Linked DNA regions of Mus musculus: region 1 is linked to region 2. The links are chromatin contacts, found by POLR2A ChIA-PET in ENCODE. All regions are on one chromosome and are shown on one strand. The core of a region is the stretch at or near the end of the contact, and the rest is flanking DNA. Distances in the headings are between cores, read along the strand shown. Region 1 holds the start of Rpl23 (ribosomal protein L23). Region 2 overlaps Mllt6 (myeloid/lymphoid or mixed-lineage leukemia; translocated to, 6).

Region 1 (3,825 bases), core at 1,076-3,575, 110 kb before region 2:
CACAGAGTAAATGAAATGTTGCACTTTTTTTTCCCCAGTATTGGTGGCTGCAGCAGCACACATCTTCAGTCCCAGCACTCGGGAGGCAGAGGTGTGAGACTCCGACTTAGAGCTTTTCTCCCTGGAAGGTAAAGCCCTGGATGTTCCCCAAGCTTGTTTTCCCTGGTCTCTAAAAATACAGCCAGAAAGAAGCTCTTTGTTCTTTATAGCCAGCAAAAAGCCTTTTTGTTTCTATACTTTACAACCAGAGATTCGATAATTGTAAAAGACCCAGCCAGGCACTTGTCTGGCTTCCTGTGCCAAAGACATGGAGATAAAAATTCAGAAAGAACTCACTCCCCACTCCTTATGCCTTGTAAATTTCACCAAGGACACCCAGCAGAGAAGAACTCCACCCAGCTCCTCCCAACTCCTCAGCCCCCTATCATTATAGCTCGGGGTCGAACTCCCCTGCCCTGCACTGCAGAGGGACTTCATCCTCAGCTAGCTGATAATAAAACCTCTTGCAGTTTGCATCAGGTACGGTTTTCTCTCGAGTCATTAGGGTGCTGGCCAGTTCATCCCAGGAGCAGAGGCCCAGCTTTGGGGGTCTTACTGAGGCAGGTGAATGTTTGAGTTTGAGGCCAGTCTGATCTTCAGTGGTAGTTCTAGGATAGCCCCAGGTACACAGAGAAACCCTGTCTCAAACAAACAAACAAATCTTGCATATGTTAGGCATGTATTCCAGTACTGAGAGACACCCCCTAGCCATTTTTCCTATTTGGTATTTGGTATTTTCAGATAGGGTCTCTACATTGTTCAGGGTGGCCTTGAACTTGGGATAGCATCTGAATAGGAGAGATGACAAACTATCAGGCACTAATGTTTCTATTGCAACCTGTCCCTTCACCTCTCCATACCTCACTGTCCTTTCTTCATAATACTTCTTCCCGTTTGACAACGATATACTGTATACTGGAACTCTCACAATTACTCCTATTATTTAGGTTTTTTTTAAAGATTTATTTATATTATTTATATGAGTACACTGTAGCTGTCTTCAGACAGACCAGAAGAGGGTATCAGATCCCGTTACAAATGGTTGTGAGCCACCATGTGGTCACTGGGAATTGAACTCAGGACCTCTGGAAGAGCAGTCAGTGCTCTTAACTGCTGAACCATCTCTCCAGCCCACTCCTATTATTTAGTATCTATTACCTGCCTCCAACCTCTACCCTGGCAGAGGAAAACCCATAAAGGCAAGAATAATGCTCTATTTTATTCCCTCATGTAATCTGGACAGAATCTGGCCCTGATATAAGTATTCAACGCACATTTGAATGAATGTTTCAACAGAAGGTAAGGAAAATAGGGAGAGGTTGAGGTAGTAAAAGGGGAAATTAATATTAATAAATTAAAACATGTCCAGTCGGGCGTGGTGGTGCACGCCTTTAATCCCAGCACTTGGGAGGCAGAGGCAGGCAGGCGGATTTCTGAGTTTGAGGCCAGCCTGGTCTACAGAGTGGGTTCCAGGACAGCCAGAGCTATACAGAGAAACCCTGTCCCCCCAAACAAAACAAAACAAAACAAAACAAAACAAAACAAAACCTGTCCATCTTGATTATAAGCAAGCATAAACTATCCTATATTTAAGCTTTACGAAATTTTGCACATCTTTAAGAAGCAACAAAGCCAATCAATCGGTCACGGTTAGCTGTGGGCTAAGTCTAAGAATAATTAATAATAAGGTACTGAGTTGTAGTCCGAGCGGCTGTGTGAATGTCACTAATAGAGTATTGTTAACTCTCATGACGAAAGAATGTTATGGTACCAAACACACAGACTCATCTGTAGCGCTCCACTTAATTGTTCCACAGCCAAATGAAACCATTCTGAACTTGCTCTTGCCCCATGTGTCTGTTCTTTAGGAACCCTTACAGAAGAATTTATTTTACTCATGTATTTATTTGTTTTGAGGAAGGATCTCATGGGTAGCTGAGGTGATGTTGAAATCGCCGCAATTCTCCTGCTTCAGCTCCCACGATGCCGAGATTATTGGCGAGCACCACCACACCCGCAGCAATAATTTTCGAATCCCTGTTATCCAGAGAGGGGCTTGGCCACAGAGCTCAAAAGAAGCTGTTAAGCAAATTTTAAAAAGCCAAAAGGCAATGTGTCCATATCGCCAATTACTTCCGAGGCGTTGGGTGTAGCCCCAAAATTACTCGCCCCTACACATCTTAAGCGCAGCTTTCCCACGCAGAACGGTCCCGCGGAGGCCCAGGCCTTTTACGTCATCTAGCTGCGACCCGGGGAGGGAGGCGGGCTGGACGAGGTCCGGTCACGTGGCTGAGTGGGCGGGGCCTCCCGTTCATATCCCAGTGTCCCCTGTACTAACTTCCTTTCTGACCCTTTCCGGGCGTTCAAGATGTCGAAGCGAGGTGAGGAATTTTGAGTTTGGGGATCCGTTGGCATCTGCCGCGCGGGATGGCCCGCCCATCCCTTGGCGACGGCCCCCGGCGGCGGTGATAGTTTACAGTCCCGGGGCCGGAGATAGAGAAGATGGGGGCACCGCGGAGGCCTAGAGGGAGCCCTGAAAGAGGGCGATGCCAATGGTGTTGAGCTGGTGTAGGAGCGGAGCATGGGGCCGAACGGAGAACGTGGGGTCGACGGGACTGCGCGATATCTGCGGTCCCCGCAAATGCAGACGAGGTTGGAGCCTCGCAGTCTCCTTCTTCCGCAGGAGGATGCAAATAATGGGCACGGCCGGGTCCCGTGACAAGTGCGTGGTAGCCGGGGAGCGGCCGGCCCTCGCCGAAGCGTGTGCGGTGGGTTATAGTTGGGAACTGTGAGACCGAATGTGGACCCTTGTCCTGTCTGTTTCCCTCCCCGCAGGACGCGGTGGGTCCTCCGGGGCGAAATTCCGGATTTCCCTGGGTCTTCCGGTCGGAGCTGTGATCAACTGTGCAGACAACACAGGTGAGGCCTTCGGCCGCGTCCTGCCACCGTCCCCTTTTAAAAGCACTCAGTGAGCCTTTTGCTAGTGACCCACTGAGCCGTCAAGAAGGGGCAGAGTGAAAAACACCACTTTTGGGTGAAGTGGCAACGTGTTGTGTTGTTTAACTTCAATCGGTGTTGTGACAAGACACTTCTGAAAGATTACTTACAAGCCCGATGAGTTTTACGAAAACGGTTTGTTTTGGTTTGTTTGTGTTCATGCTTTTCTGAGACTGAGTTACTTGGTGTATAGCCTTGCTGACTCTATATTGTGAATTCTGCCGGTCTCATACAAAATTTACTTTTGTTTGTTTTTTTCCTATAGGAGCTAAAAACTTGTATATCATCTCTGTGAAGGGAATCAAGGGACGGCTGAACAGACTTCCTGCTGCTGGTGTTGGGGACATGGTGATGGCCACAGTTAAGAAAGGCAAACCAGAACTAAGGAAAAAGGGTGAGCGGGGAGGAGAGCTTGTTTTTTTGTTTGGTTGCTTGTTTTGGTTTGTTTGTTTGGTTTTTTTTTTGACAGTGTTTTTCTGTGTAGCCCTGGCTGTCCTGGAACTCACTTTGTAGACCAGGCTGGCCTCGAACTCGCCTGCCTCTGCCTCCCAAGTGCTGGGATTAAAGGCGTGCGCCACCACGCCCGGCCCTGGGAGGCTCCTTAAGTCGTAGTGGAAGGTAGAAGTTCTCTGGGTGTTGGAAGATGGGATCTTAATTCTGTGGCTGTCAAGGAAGCTACACATGTGAGAGCCTTTGAGATCAATGCCTCAGCTCCCTGTTTGAGACAAGGCTTGACTTGGTAGCACAGGCTGGACCTCAGTGTTGGGCTTACAGACACGGCCACATGTC
Region 2 (3,618 bases), core at 111-2,610:
TGAAACTCCTGCTAGGATGCCCAGTGCCCTGCCAACCACGTGAGGGAGTGGAGGTGACTGTCAGTAATGGTACAGGAGGGAGTGCTTTCTCCAGCCCCTGGGGGACTCTCACTAATCTGTTCAGGCTGGGATTATCACTCACTGGTCAGGGTAGGGCCTGCCTGTTGCTCATTCAGATGCTACCCACTACTAGAGCCCAGCCTGCTGAGAACAGTGGTGTGAGTAGGAGGGATTCCAGGGTGTAGCCAGAAGCCTGGTCACACCTCCACTCCCACTGGCTTGAAACAGAATCTAGATTTTTCTCCTGGTGTTTCTCTGGGTTTGGTAGAAATTCACCAATCCTACAGGGCTGGGCTCTCAGAAGCCTGAGGACCACACACTTGCTCTTAGAAGTCACGATCCCAGAGATGAGCCCCTGCCTGGACAAAGGTGCCCATACGGCAGCTAGCAAGCAGAAAGGCACCCCATCTCACCCCCGTCACCCTCAAGAAGTGTTGAGGTTTGCTGGGCAGAGCAGACCCTCTGTGAGCTCAGCCGGGTGGTGGCAGCAGAGGTAACATCAACCATGGGCTGAGAGAGGACACCTATTAACAGGCCACTGTTCACCTTAACCCTTCACACCTCAGGCTTCCTCACCCCCAGACCAGCACACCCTGCATCCTGAGTATAAGGAGTGGTACCTTATCAGCAGTGGGAACCGCAGGCGGGGCGAGGACGCTGGGGGGGGACTCAGGCCGCTTCTTGTGCTTCTGTTTAAGGCGTTCTTTGTCCTTTCGACTCTGGGGGAGCGAAATGTGACCAGATACTGATACAGGGGTTATCTGAAGGAGGTCAACCATGACATGTGGGTGTGGAGAACTGAACCCCTCTTAGAAATGGGGCTCAGCAAGTGCTCTCAATCTACAGAGGGATGTAAAACTCCAGCTGGACAGGAGTGGCTCAGACAAGATCCTCTGAGAGCCAAGAGCCCATCCCCCACTCTCCCTCCTGCTAAAAATAGCCTGTCCCATTATCGTGCCAGTGACAGAGCGAGAGAGACACACACACACACACACACACACACACACACACACACACACACACACACGCTCGAGAGAGCAGGCACTCACAGGAGTATCCCTCCTGGAATGCACGCTGAACCAAAGTGGGCACTCTGTGGGATGGGCACAGGCCGACAGACTGGAGATGTAAACATGTAGGGACACAAACTGGAGGTGGAGGACACTGTAGTGTCATGAGGAGAACTGGAGAATACACAGACAGAGAAGCCAGGTCCCAAGCTCTGTGCCTCAAGCTGTGCTTCCTAGGCCACCTCTCCAACCTCAGTGGCCTCAGAAGGCTGAGGCGCCTGGTGGCGGTCTCTGGAAAGAAGCCCATGAGAGAGCGGGTCTTCACCTTCTTCTGGCCCTTCTCATGGTGGGTAGGGTGCTTCTCCGGCTGGGTGGATGGCGAGGCTGACCGGCTTCTCCTGCCGCTAAGGAAGCTGTTGCCGCTGCCTCCCCCGGTGCCACCTCCACCACCGCTGGCACTACTGCTGCCACCTCCTCCCCCGCCGCTGCTGCCTCCTCCTGCTCCTCCTCCTCCCCCGCTGGAGTGCCGGGATGTCTTCTGGGGGAAGAGATTGAGAGGAATTGCCAACCCGTTCTTTCAGGAGCCTAGGGAGGGTTCCTGAAGGTCGCAGGATCCTAGAAGCAACTCCTGTGCTGCTGCAGGTCCCCTGTGTCTGCCATGACACTCCGCTCAGCCTAGCTATCCTAAAGCTTCCCAGCTATCTTAACCAACGCAGCACGGATGCAGCCACAGAGGCTCAGAAGAGGCATGGACCAGCCGCAGCCCCCAACAAGGTGCAGTGGGGCTGGGGATGGGGCAGGACCTGGGCTTCTCCTTCTGCTCCACCCCCACAGAGCTCCCCTAGCAGACTGGACCACAGCCCATTTCCATCTCCTTCCCTGAGAAGCAGGGTCTGGGAAGGACACACAGGGAGCCCCTGCTCCCCAGGAGCCCCATTCCATCCTCCTCCCTCATTTTCCTCTGTGCAGCTGTATAGCAGAAGCCCTGCTGCCCTGGACTGGGGGCTGCTGGCAATGAACACCAACCTAAACTACACTGCGTCCCTGGAACTGCTCTCATCCCAGGCTCACAGCTGCGCCCTAAGGTCACCAACCTCCTCCAATTGCCACAGCCTGTGATTAACTTCAGGCCTCCTCAGGCTCCACTCCTACCTCATCAAATTCTACACCTTCTCTTCCATGTCTCTTTCACATCTGGACACCCACAGAGACAGCCTCTGCCTGCACCCACCATCTGCCCTTGCCACTTGCCTGGGGACTCCCACCCAATCTGACATCTCCATTTGGTGTCACCTGCAAGTGCAACTGGACAACTGCCCTAGTCCTAAGCTGCTCCAAGACTCTAAAGCTTGACAACCAGGTAATGTGTGAGCAACCCAGGTCACTGTGGGAAAGGAACTATTATCATTGCAGCAGGCAACAGGAACAAACCAAGATGCTCCGGAGTGCGCCTCTCCCTACCCCGTGATCGCTACAGCCTGAATCTTAGCTCAAATTCACCTTGCCACCTCTGGCCACTCTCACGCTGCTCAGCCAGGTCCACCTATGGTGACTCCAGCATCAGCCTGTCACCCGCCCCCATCCTCCCAGCTGTCTCTCTCCCCAGCTCCATGGTTGCTTGCCAGGGTAATCTGCCTGTAACACAAATCTGATCTTGTTACTCTATGGCTTAGGCGCTCTCCAAGCTGTGGCCTGGGGCACAGAGTCCTGCCTGCACCCTGCCTCTGTAGATCATCACATTATGAGGAATCTCCAAGTCTGCTCAGCCATGAGACCCTTGGACTGAATGAAGCTCTCACCCCCGTCTGGAACTCATTCCACACCTGGTCCTCAACAGCCTCCCCTGCTGCCACCAACGGAGGCTCCTTTCCACCTTCCTGAGGGGCTTTCTGATCAAACTGTTTGCCCCAAATCCCACTCACCAACTATAAAACAAGCTATCTAACCTCGGGGAACCTTAATTTACCTATCTGTGAAATGGGGCACATGCAGCATACTTGGGGCTGAGGGAGAACCACACAAGTCATCAATGTGGCAAAAAGAAACTGTCCCAGGGGGCTGGAGAGATGGCTCAGTGGTTAAGAGCACTGACTGCTCTTCCGAAGGTCCTGAGTTCAATTCCCAGCAACCACATGGTGGCTCACAACCATCTGTAATGGGATCTGATGCCCTCTTCTGGTGTGTCTGAAGACAGCCATAGTGTACTCATATACATAAAAATCAATCAATCAATAAATCTTTAAAAAGAAAGACAGAAAAAGAAAAAAAAAGAAAAGAAACTGTCCCAGGAGCTGGGCAGTGGTGGCACACGCCTTTAATCCCAGCACTTGGGAGGCAGAGGCAGGCGGATTTCTGAGTTCGAGGCCAGCCTGGTCTACAGAGTGAGCTCCAGGACAGCCAGGGCTACACAGAGAAACCCTGTCTCACAAAAAAAAGGAGGAGGAGGAAGAGGAAGAAGAGAAGGAAGAGGAAGAGGAGGAAGAGGAGGAGGAGGAGGAAGAGGAAGAGGAAGAGGAGGAGGAGAAGCTGTCCCAGTGCTGTTACCTGC

What was found. ChIA-PET counts read pairs that join two places held with the same protein, here RNA polymerase II (POLR2A).
Region 1: POLR2A ChIA-PET joins it to region 2 with 15 read pairs in embryonic stem cell. The contact joins the promoter of Rpl23 here to the enhancer-like site in region 2. POLR2A ChIA-PET finds 5 or more read pairs at or near these places in 3 of 5 experiments (Patski and embryonic stem cell).

What each region holds. Positions count from the first base shown.
Region 1 is chr11:97,780,939-97,784,763 of GRCm38, reverse strand. Rpl23 (ribosomal protein L23) reads left to right here and starts at 2,325. Exons shown (of 5, transcript NM_022891.3): 1 at 2,325-2,420; 2 at 2,875-2,958; 3 at 3,302-3,430. The coding sequence starts at 2,408. Snora21 (small nucleolar RNA, H/ACA box 21) reads left to right here and starts at 2,998; the gene lies at 2,998-3,125.
Region 2 is chr11:97,667,414-97,671,031 of GRCm38, reverse strand. Mllt6 (myeloid/lymphoid or mixed-lineage leukemia; translocated to, 6) reads right to left here. Exons shown (of 20, transcript NM_139311.2): 7 at 1,396-1,608; 8 at 681-779. Among named protein-coding and RNA genes, the nearest start is that of Mllt6, 5.8 kb to the right of the region's middle. Within about 2 kb of position 1,360, at least 3 of the 3 ENCODE cell types and tissues checked have a DNase peak (open chromatin) inside an H3K27ac peak, as active enhancers do.